2 separate regions of the Homo sapiens genome follow, and region 1 is linked to region 2. The links are chromatin contacts, found by Hi-C or POLR2A ChIA-PET in ENCODE. All regions are on one chromosome and are shown on one strand. Each heading gives the region's core, a stretch centred on a gene start or an enhancer-like site at or near the end of the contact. The rest is flanking DNA. Distances are from core to core; before and after follow the strand shown. Region 1 overlaps HECTD2-AS1 (HECTD2 antisense RNA 1). Region 2 has its middle 32 kb from the start of LINC00502.

The links. A loop is a pair of places that touch in the nucleus more often than their neighbours do. ChIA-PET counts read pairs that join two places held with the same protein, here RNA polymerase II (POLR2A). Pooled maps may share reads with other maps.
Region 1: a loop to region 2 is called in a map of aorta, with 7 times the contacts of the local background. The contact joins two enhancer-like sites. A Hi-C loop is called at or near these places in 1 of 168 maps with a recorded cell type or tissue (aorta) and 4 of 50 pooled maps. POLR2A ChIA-PET finds 5 or more read pairs at or near these places in 1 of 52 experiments (PC-3).

Annotation. Positions count from the first base shown.
Region 1 is chr10:91,587,230-91,592,338 of GRCh38, forward strand. All of the region lies in intron 1 of HECTD2-AS1 (HECTD2 antisense RNA 1), which reads right to left. Among named protein-coding and RNA genes, the nearest start is that of HECTD2-AS1, 22 kb to the right of the region's middle. RefSeq lists an enhancer at 1,503-4,737. Within about 2 kb of position 3,387, at least 23 of the 41 ENCODE cell types and tissues checked have a DNase peak (open chromatin) inside an H3K27ac peak, as active enhancers do.
Region 2 is chr10:91,074,821-91,080,240 of GRCh38, forward strand. No RefSeq gene overlaps it. Among named protein-coding and RNA genes, the nearest start is that of LINC00502, 32 kb to the left of the region's middle. Within about 2 kb of position 3,076, at least 11 of the 41 ENCODE cell types and tissues checked have a DNase peak (open chromatin) inside an H3K27ac peak, as active enhancers do.

The DNA.
Region 1 (5,109 bases), core at 2,137-4,636, 510 kb after region 2:
TTCCATTAAAGGAAATCATATTGCTAAATGGGGTTATTAACCACAACTTCATTGAATGAGCATAAGGGGCAGAAGTGATACTGTCTTGAAATGTTTAGCATGGAACATTGATAGTCATTTTTATTAAGTACTAAGTGCTACTAGTAAAAAAAAAAAAAACTATATGTATTAAGCACCTACTACTTGCTAAGCACTGTGTTAGGCATTAGGGAAATAAAGGTACAGATGAGAGTATCTTACAATTAAGTGCCTACTTTTTGCCAGGCACTGAGCCAGTATATTTTTTATTTTTTTTATTTAATTGAATACACATAATGCAATGCATGCTTTTCAGGTGCAAGGTGGTATGAGCACAGAACACTTATTGCTTGGAAATTCACTTCATTGGATTGTCATGGCTATGGCAATCATTTATGCTGCCCCAGGTGTCTTCTTGTAAAACCCATTCTCTTTAGTCTGTGACAATATTCTTACTAGACATGTGTTGTCTATATCTGGTTAACAAAACAAAGGGGCTAGAGACAACATGAGACTGACAGTCACCAAAACTCCACCACCTCTAATTTATTTAGCCCTCATGTCCAGCCTCCTGAGAGGCAGTACAGGAAGTATTTTCACACCTGATCTCTGGAGTCAGATCACGTGCCACAGCTGGAATTCTGGCTGTGCCCCTTACCGGCTAAGTAACCTTGGGCAAGCCACTTGACCACTCCAAGTTTTGTTTTTTCCTTTGTAAAACAGGAGTAAAAATAGTTCCTTTCTCATAGGATTGAATGGTTGTTTCTTATCTGTTAAGCAAAACAAAAATAGTTCCAACCTCATACAAATGACTGAGGTAACACACCTAAACTTTTAGCCCATTGGCTGGGACATAAAAAGTGTAAATTAAGTGAAGCCGTAGCTGTTATACCTTATTATTATTATTAGCTCCTTACTGCCCCACACAACATTTTACCGGAGCCAGCGTGCTGGCTCTTTTTGCTACTTGGTATGAGTCATCTCCTGTCATCTCCCATGAGATAAATATAAGAAAACTAGTGGGAGTCAGTGAAACAGAGAAGCAAATAAGTCCTCAGCCAGAATCATCCATCTTTAGGGATGAAAACAGAACTACCCCTTACTGGGCAGGTACCGTGCTGAACCCTTTATGCATCTCTTCATAGTTAATCCTCAAATTACTCTATGAAGAAGCCTCCCAGCCCACTGCTCCCTATGACTCATCACGGCCCTCTTATTCTTCCCCCAGAATCTAGAGGGGAAACATCTCCCCCGACACCAATAGTCATGACCCAGTTATGGGTTTCCCTGGCTAGCTGACATCCAACAGGATGACATCACATTATGCAATCAATCCTTACCCACAAGTGGGTCCATGTTAATTTCTTTTCAGCGTGTTTTATGTACATCTGTGTGTTTTCCATTTTCAGCCCCAATGAGCAAACTGTCCATTGGCTTATTAGGGTGCCTGTCAGATACATTTTTGCACTGTAACTCTTCAGAGACACAAAGTCGTCCTCCTTCATGAATAGAAAAGCAGACCATTACATGTTGGTTCCAGAGGCCCTTCAGAATTGAGGAAGAATATCCTGGAGAAAGAGCTCATGGCAGAGGGCTCTGCGCAAGAGAATTGACACTAGGTTTCTTAAGCTTTCTGGGTCTGAGATCCCTTGTCTGCAAAATGAAGACTTTGAACCTCCATGGTCTTCAGGTTGCTTCACTTATCCATAAATTAATAACTATTGTGTTCCAGCTATATGCATGCCAGGCACTGGGATACCAGTGACCACGACAAGCAACGTCCTGCTCTCATGGTGTCTGCTTTGTAGTCACAAAGACAATAAGCAAAGAAATAACTTCAGACAGTAAGAAGTAGCATGAAAAAAAAATGATGATGAGATAGTGCCTTGGGTGGGGCAGGAGGAGTCACTTTCAATGGGATGGTTAGACAGGCCCTTAAGGAAGCAACAATGAGCCTGAGAATTCTAAGGGAAGAGGGCAGAGGAAACAGTTATAAAAGTTGTTGAGTTTTCATTAGGGAAACAATCTGGGTCTATGACAAAGGAGCCACTGAGCTGACCAAGATGAGAAAATGCTGTTTTTCCATAAGCTGTCATAACATAGACCCTCCAGGCCCTGGCAAGGGCAGGACCTGACTCCTCCTCTACAAACATTCGTAAGTGCCGACTGCATGCAAGGCTCAGCCTCCAAGTCTAATCACAGCCCAGAGCCAAGTGTCTGGAGGCAATGAGAGGAATGCGCTCTGACCTTTCAGAGTGGCAATGACAATGATAAATGAAGGGGCATTTGGATGCTCGCCCTTGACTATAAGAGGAAACAGGCAGACTGTGAACTGGGGCTCATGTTCTGAAGCTTAAGTTTCACCCATTATGCAGTTTCTAGGGTCACTTGTTGCCACAGAGTAGGGCAAGAATTTGAACTTAAGGACTGCCCTGGTGGACTTACAGACCCCTCAGCTGTCAGCATAGATCTCTGAGCTGAAAGCACATGGGCAACCTCAAAGCTTGCAATATCTTCTGCTGGGGGAGTGTGGGGGAGAAGGAAGGAGGGGGAAGTGAGGAGGTGAGAGGGACAGGGGACAGAGTAAGGAGTGGCCTGGTGGGCATGGGGTTGACTGAGGCAATATAAAAGGCTGTGCTGAAAGTCAAAACACTTGGGTCACAGTGCCAGCAGTACGCAGAGGAGTCAGGTAACCTGTCCAGCCATTACAATAGAACCAGGGCAGCACCTGCTAGGGCCAGGCATGGAGCGGGCTCCTCGCTCACAGTATCTCATTTAACCCTCAACACAACACTGGGGAAAGTACTATTATTATCCCTAATAGAGAGAGGGGGCTGCAAGAGATTTCACGCCTTGCCCAAGGTCACATAATGGCAGAGATGGAATTCTAACTTGGGTCAAGCCAATTTCAAGTTGTTAACTCATTGGTTATATGGGAAGGGTAATCACATGTGCTCTACCTGTCTCATGCATTTGTTGGGAGATCAAATGAGATGAGAAGGTGCTTTGTCAACATTAATGAGCTGTTCCAGGGTCTGCTGGTGCCAGCATGGTTCCTAGCAGTGCTGCTATCTGCATAGGTTCCTGCCCCCAACCAACTACACACCTATTTCCCACTCTCCCACTATCTCCTGAAATTCTGGCCCATGCTTCTCCCCTGGGGTGGTGGCACATTCCCCCATGGCCGCCCTTCCCCGGAGCAGCAGCAGCCCTATCCCCAGCCAAGTCTTGGCACTGGACCCGCAGGATGGGGAGGGCATGTGGAAAATCTGAGGAGATGTTTTTCTTCCTTGGGAAGGACGCCAAACTGCAGTTTGCTGGCGTTCTGTAAAGTATGCACCCAGAGAAGATTTAGTTTAGGAAGAAATGGGGGAAAGAATCCCTCACTATTTGCTTAGTGAGCTGGGTTGGCCAAGCCAGAGCCAAACCCCACATATTTGGGCTGACTCGCTATGTTTACAAAACAGGCCCATGTTCCAGGAGATGACTGGGGAGGCAGCAAAACAGTCAGGAAGGAGGGCTCTGTAGGCCTCTCTCTGGCCTCCTTTCCATCCCCCGTCTCCAGCCCACATCTGTGGCTTGCTTTCTTGGGCCTGGAAGGCTGGGGGTGGGTCAAGGGAAAGGTGGGCCACCATGACCTCTTTTGCATGGTGGCTTTCTCACTCCCTACCCCTTCAACTCCATGAAGCCCACTGTCAGAACTGACCAGAGGACACCACCTCCAGGGAGGCTTCCTAAGCCCTGAGGCTAGGTCTGGGCTCTTTCCCAAGGGCTTCCTCAGGCTCCTTCAGGGCAGAGACCCCTCCAGTTTTGCTCACTGCAGTATCCCCAGGATGGTACTTCAATGAATAAATAAATGACTAACAGCTCTGGCCTCCTATATCCCACGCTGGGGCTTTTCCCTAGTTCAGATCCAGAATTCCTTGGATCTGAACAGTGACATCCTGGGTGTTGGGTTGTGTTTGTTTTGTGTTGCATTGTTCTCCCTTGCTTTCCAGTCGTATCTCCTATGCTTCTCAGCCTTTCATTAAATGCTGCATCAACAATGAACTGCTTGCAATTTCTCACCTGTTTCTGCCTCATGCCTTTGCTCAACCTGACCCCTCTGCGCCCACCCCTCCCTGCCACTCCTAGTCAGCCTTGAAGATTCAGTCCCAACCTCTTTTCATCCGGAAGTCTCCCCTAACCCTCCCCACCCTACCCTCTCTGTCTCCCCCTTTGGTTAGAGGTCTCTTATCTCAGATCCCATAAAAACCTTGCCACGCTTATCACTGTTTACATAGCTGTCCCTGCTCCCAGACTCCAGGCTACTTGGGAGCAGGGAACGTGTCCTAATTGCATCTATCCCTTGCCCTTAGCACAGCGCCTGACATGCAGCAGCTGTTCAACACATGCTTGCTGAATTAATTCATTAACTAACATATGCAGAAGCTAATAATAGCATGCAATGTCATGGGGCCGAGTGTGCATGAGATCCCAGCAAATGCTGTGAGCAAAGAGGAAGAAGCCATTGCCGTGGGCCCGAGTGACTTGGGTTGGGGAAGAAATGGTGTGGAAAGAGAAACCGACGGGGCATACAGCGCAGAAGGCAGAATGGAGGCAGGATGGAGAACGGTCATCGGGTAGCAGGGTGAAATGAGAAAAAGGCCAGGCTTTTAAAAACATAAATCAATCACAGCCTACTCCTGCTTAAAACTCCAGTGGCTTCTCTCTGTGTTTTGGGAAAAATCCAAACATCTTGTCAAAGCCTGCGAGGCCCCTAGATCTAGCCCAGACCTCAAACTTTGGAAAAGAGGAAACTATGTCCCAGAATAACAGTTACAGGGATGCTATGATCATAGTGTTTTTATTTAAAACGCTGGTTTTTGTCTAAAAAATTTTAGCAAATCATGTGTAATATTTTTTCACCACAGATGTATTTGCCTTCGGTTTGAAATCCCAAGTACAATTTTCCAGAGCTTTTTTCTTATGTGAACCAAGTCCTGTGAGCCTTTTACATAACACAGTTGAAATTTTTGTTTTTTCCATCATGACCCATTTGAAAGTTGCCCTATTTAATGCCGTAGGAGCCTATTTCGGGTTTGTTTATCT
Region 2 (5,420 bases), core at 1,826-4,325:
TGAACAATGAGAACACATGGACACAGGAAGGGGAATATCACACACCGGGGCCTGTTGTGGGGTGGGGGGAGGGGGGAGGGATAGCATTAGGAGATATACCTAATGCTAAATGATGAGTTAATGGGTGCAGCACACCAACATGGCACATGTATACATATGTAACAAACCTGCACGTTGTGCACATGTACCCTAAAACTTAAAGTATAATAATAATAAAATTTAAAAAAAAAGATTGCCCTAATTGTCCCCCAATAGGTCCTCCTTAGTACTAGAATTTCCTCCAATACTGTATTTCTTTTGAGCTAGGTGTGGCCTTGTGAACTAGTTCAGTCAATGATTCAAGAATAAAAGTGACACAACAGCTTCTAGATCATCTTGTTAAAGACAAGTTTGCCCTTTCTGCAGGCTGTGCCACAGACATAAAGGTGACAAAGCTTTGGCCATGAAGATGGGGACATGGCAGAACTAGAAGGTGGAAGGAGCCCTGTGTCCCTGCAGGACCACATGGAGCAAGAGATGCCTCACTGGCTCAGTGACTGGCTGCTTTTTGAGTCATCTTACGTTTGTGTTTCTTGACACAGTTACTCGGCCTAATACCCTAACTAAAACTCATGCTATTTTCTTGTATCTAAGGTCTTCTTCTGAAGGCCTAAATCACAAACTGCTTGAAGTCTCCCCTAGACTTTAATACCTAAATTTATTGAAAAGATGTTCCTGGGAGAGGAAGAGAGAATAAGAAATGAACTTTGGACAAGAGGAAAGAGAAGGGATTATTTCAGAACCCATAAACAGAAGGGACCCTCTCTCCACTCTCTGGCAGAGTCCCACGAATAGTATGTCATAGGGGGAACTACTGCATTGTGCCCCAGGGAAGCTCCAAGCCTCATCGTACAATACCATGTTTGGAGGTGGTGGGGGCAGAGATGCCAGATGCGAGGGGAGAATTTGAACTGGAACAAAGAAAGGCTTAGCAATAACCAGCCAATCAGTTAACAAAGGGTGCATGCTAATGCTCTACCATTGGAAAATCCAGGAACATTTAATCCAATAGCTATCAGTGTGGAGCCTCAATACTAAGTAGGATGGATTTCCCATTTGCCTGGAAGGATGGAAACACTGAGATAGAATTTACTTTTAAATAAACACAGAAGTATGGTATTTCTGGCACTCCAAAGTTTGTGGGTATAGAGTCAATCAAATACATCATCATCGTTGTTGTTTTACCCAAGAGTCACACCAGGTTTTGTATCTATACCAGGGTAATCCCTGCCTTGGCCCAGGGACTATCTAAGGCTGAGCTGCAGAGTGAAGGCATTTGTGTCTCCAGTGAGGAGGACAGGGAAGGCAAGGCAGGAGGCAACCTCATGCTTTCAAATGACTATGGCTCTATATCTGGGTGCCTCTAATGTCTACCAGGTTATCTTTCTCTCTACCACAGTACTGAGCTTGACAAAATCAAATAGGGGTAGCTTGGGGACAGTGATTACTCAGTGTCCTTCATCTAAAGCTCCTTGGGAACAGTGAACTCCTGGGTATAAGCATCACAAGAGGATGGGGGTCTTTAGGGCCTTCCTTAGAATTGCAGATGAGCTGTAGCCAAGAAAGACTCTAGAGATCCTACAGTACCACCAGTCCTTTACCCACATGAGCAAACCAGGACCCAGAGAGAATAGACTTGCCCACATTTACACAGCTGGTTGGAGGCACACATGAGACAGGGACCAGTGGTCTGGATTCTCAGACTAGTTTCTAATTTGTTACACATAGGAGGAACCTGGAGAAAATTTTGTCCACTGCTTTCACTGGGGGCAACTTAAAGGAGGATGAAATGTCCATATTCCTCCTCCATAGTCTTGCCCAAGGTGCCATAAATTCTCAGTATTTATTTCAACACTTGAAGCCTTAAGCCCATAAGCTCTTAAATGGACATAAGCAGGAACAAAATTCCACGTGAATGCAGAAGGGCATGTGGAAGACAAAAAAGTGCTGACAGGTGGGCTTCCGGAGGACTCATGGGAGAGCTGTCTTCCAGCTGTGTTCCAGCATCTCTCTTTCATTCTCTTCCTCCCTCCCTCTATCCCCTTCCATCCCTCTCTCCTTCCCCCTTTACTCCTCCCCTCTGTCCCTTCTCTCCCTTTCTCCCCTCTGTCTCCCTGAATGACAGACATGCACATCTTTCCTAGTTGGGGGAGGTGTACAAGAGGAGCTAGGGTTAATAAAGACAAGAATTTTTCTAGTGGCCAGTGCCTCCTGGAAACCTCTGAGATGCTTTGTAAATTACAAAGGGCTAACAAACTGTGAAAAGGCTCACTAAAAAGGCCTGAGATTTTATGGCCCTAAGTCAGGTGTAACAAACAGCTAGAGAAGGCAAACAAAGCTGCTTCTTGGCACCCAAGTGCACTGGTCCGGAGAAGTGAAGTAGCCAGCCCAACTGTCTGTTCTCAAACTCTTCCTTCCTCTCTTCCTTTCACCGTCTCCCCCTTCTTCCCTCCCTCCTACTTTTCCTCCCTTCCTTTTCTCACCCATTAACTAATCCAAAAACATGTATTTGAGTTTATTCCATGAGCCGGGAACCCTGAGTAGATTCTATGGTTACAAACACAACCTTTAGTCTCTGCCCCAGAGGACATCGTACCATTTTTGTAGATTATTCATTTATTTATTCAACACACATTTAAGTGTCGCTGGGTTAGGACAAATACGGCCCCCCAGGATTGAAGCTTACACGGATACACACCCTACACAATTAGTAACTCCCTTCTACTAAGCATCCAGAGAAATACACGGTTCTAAAGACTGATTACAAAATCGTCTTTCCCTTTTCCCACCCCTTTCTCAACTCCTCCATGCCTGTGTCCACTAATCTTTCTTCCCAAAAAGGGAAATAGTTTGTGCCTGAAATTCTAAACTCCCTGATTTCAGGCAAGGCCTGGGAGAGTATAAATAAGCGTATGAATATTTAGCAAAAATGACTGCTATGCAAAGCTTGAAGCACTGTTGTCATAATGCAGAGCCCGCTTTAATCGCAGCCACAGGGAAAGCATTTGTCGCTGTCTTATCACACAGGAATGATTTTCCCATTGGCAATGGCAGCCTGCCAGCTGGCTGTAAAGCCAGCGCCTTCCTGGTCTTTCAGGTCGCAATCTCAGATGGCATGCACCACCACTGCCAGGCACTGACATTTCTATTTTTGCAGGACATGCTGGGTCAGGAAACAAAACTGCAGAATCACAGACTATTTCTTATTTACATTGAATGTGAATCTCATTTTGGCTCAGAAGCCTACGGATTTCCAACTCTTATAGTTCAATACACCAGAGATGGCTCAGAGCTTTGCTGATTGAAGTCAGCTGATGGTCTTTGGATCTTATCATTCCCTTTAAATCCCCAAGGTGGTTCATAGAGTGCATTTCTATAAATCTGCAGTAATTTGCCATTTATAAATAAAGCAGCAACTCAGCTGGGGCATCACTTTCATCCAAGCCCAGCTCAGAACAAACACAAAAGAGAGATGGCTTATATGGGAAAACAAAGTTCTTTAGGAGAAGGGTTTGGAATAACCATTAGTTGCCTCTCCCAACAAATGCTGCTAAGAGCTCCTTCAAATCTTTATCTGAGACAGTTCTTAGCCATTTATACGCCATGATAACTGCCCCTTGGAAATCTTTTAAAATTAGATCTGCACTTCTGATTCTAGCCAAGATGGAATAACAGAGATCAGATTTACTCTCCTACATAAAAACAAAACAAAAATATGGACACAATATATGAAATAACGAACACCAAACAGCAGGCAGTAAAGGATCCCTGAGAACTGAGAAGCAAACAAGATGAGCACCATGATTGTCTGACTTGAGAGATTTCAGGTTGCAATTCAGGGAGGGAAAACACAGGCAGAGTATGGTGGGCTCCCTAAATTGAAAGATGGGGCTGAGAGTCTGAGAGACCAAGGCAGCTAGAATTTGTAGGACAGAATACTGGGGAGGAGAGACCAGCATGCAGAGAGCACACTGAACATCTCAAGAGAGTCCCCTTCGAGTATTCAGCTGAATAATGATCAGTGCAAACATGTGAAGAAACCACGTGAGGCTGGGGAAGGAATCACCTGAAAGGATTAGAGGTAATAGTGTCCAGCAATTACATACAGCTCAGAATAGTACCTGTTCCAGCTAGCCAGACTGAAAAAAACCTCATGATTCGTAAGCATTGGATAAAGTACACAAAAGAAATTTACTTCAGTAGTGGGGAAAAGTTAGACCTCCACTGTGCACTGCTCCAGTCCTGCTTAACAAGTTTTAAAAGCAAGACTCAAAAGGGTCAGAGTATTTCCAAATAACTTAGCTGTACCCCAAAAAACAGCTCAAGAATATTCACAGGAATACAAAAATATCCATCACTCAACAAAGTAAAATTCACAGTGTCTGGCACCCAGTCAAACATTACCAAGCATTCAAAGAAACAGGAAAACATAAGTCATAAGAAGGATAAAAACTAATCAATTAAAATTAATCCAGAGTTCAAAGGGATATTAGAATTAGCAGACAAGGACATTAACACAGCTATTATAACTACATTCTTTATGATCAAAAATTAAGTAGAAACTTAGAAGATTTTTTAAAGACTCTCAATTAAGCTTCTAAAGATGAAAGCTACAATGTGTGAGATGAAAAATACTTTGGATGGAATTAATGGCAGATCAGACATTGCAGAAAAAAAGATCAGTGAATTTGAAGACAGAGCAATAGAAACTACTCAAAATGAAACATCCAGTGAAAAGAGAATTTTTGAAATCAGCAGAGCATCAGTGAACTGTGGGTCACTTCAAACAGTTTAATATAATTGGAGTCCCTGAAGGAGGAAAGAGACAGAAAAATATTTGAAGAAATAATAGCCAATATTTCCAAATTTGCTAAAAACTATGAACCCACAGATCCAAAAAGGTCAATAGACCCCAAGCACAAGAAATGTAAAAACAACAAGTGCTATAGGGTTATAATAATCAAATTGCTCAAAATTCAATGATACAGAGAAAATCAGAGGAACAAAGCAAAGGATACCAGCAAATTTTTCATCAGAAAAAATACAAATGAGAATCTAGTGAAGAAACACTTTAAATTACTGAAAAAAAATTAAAACTAGAATTCTATACTCAGAGAGAAAATTTATTTTTCAAAAACAAGGGCTAAATAAACACTTTTTTACAAACAAAAAAGCTAAAAGAATTTATCATCAGCATATCCACACTATAAGAAATGTTAAGGAAAATTATACAACATGGAAATACGGATGTATACAAAAGAATAAAGAGCTTCAGAAATGGTAACTACATGGGTAAATATGTAAGATTTTTTCTTATTATTTAAATCTCTATAAAATATAACAATTTAAACAAAAAGCATAACAACGTAGTATGGGATTTA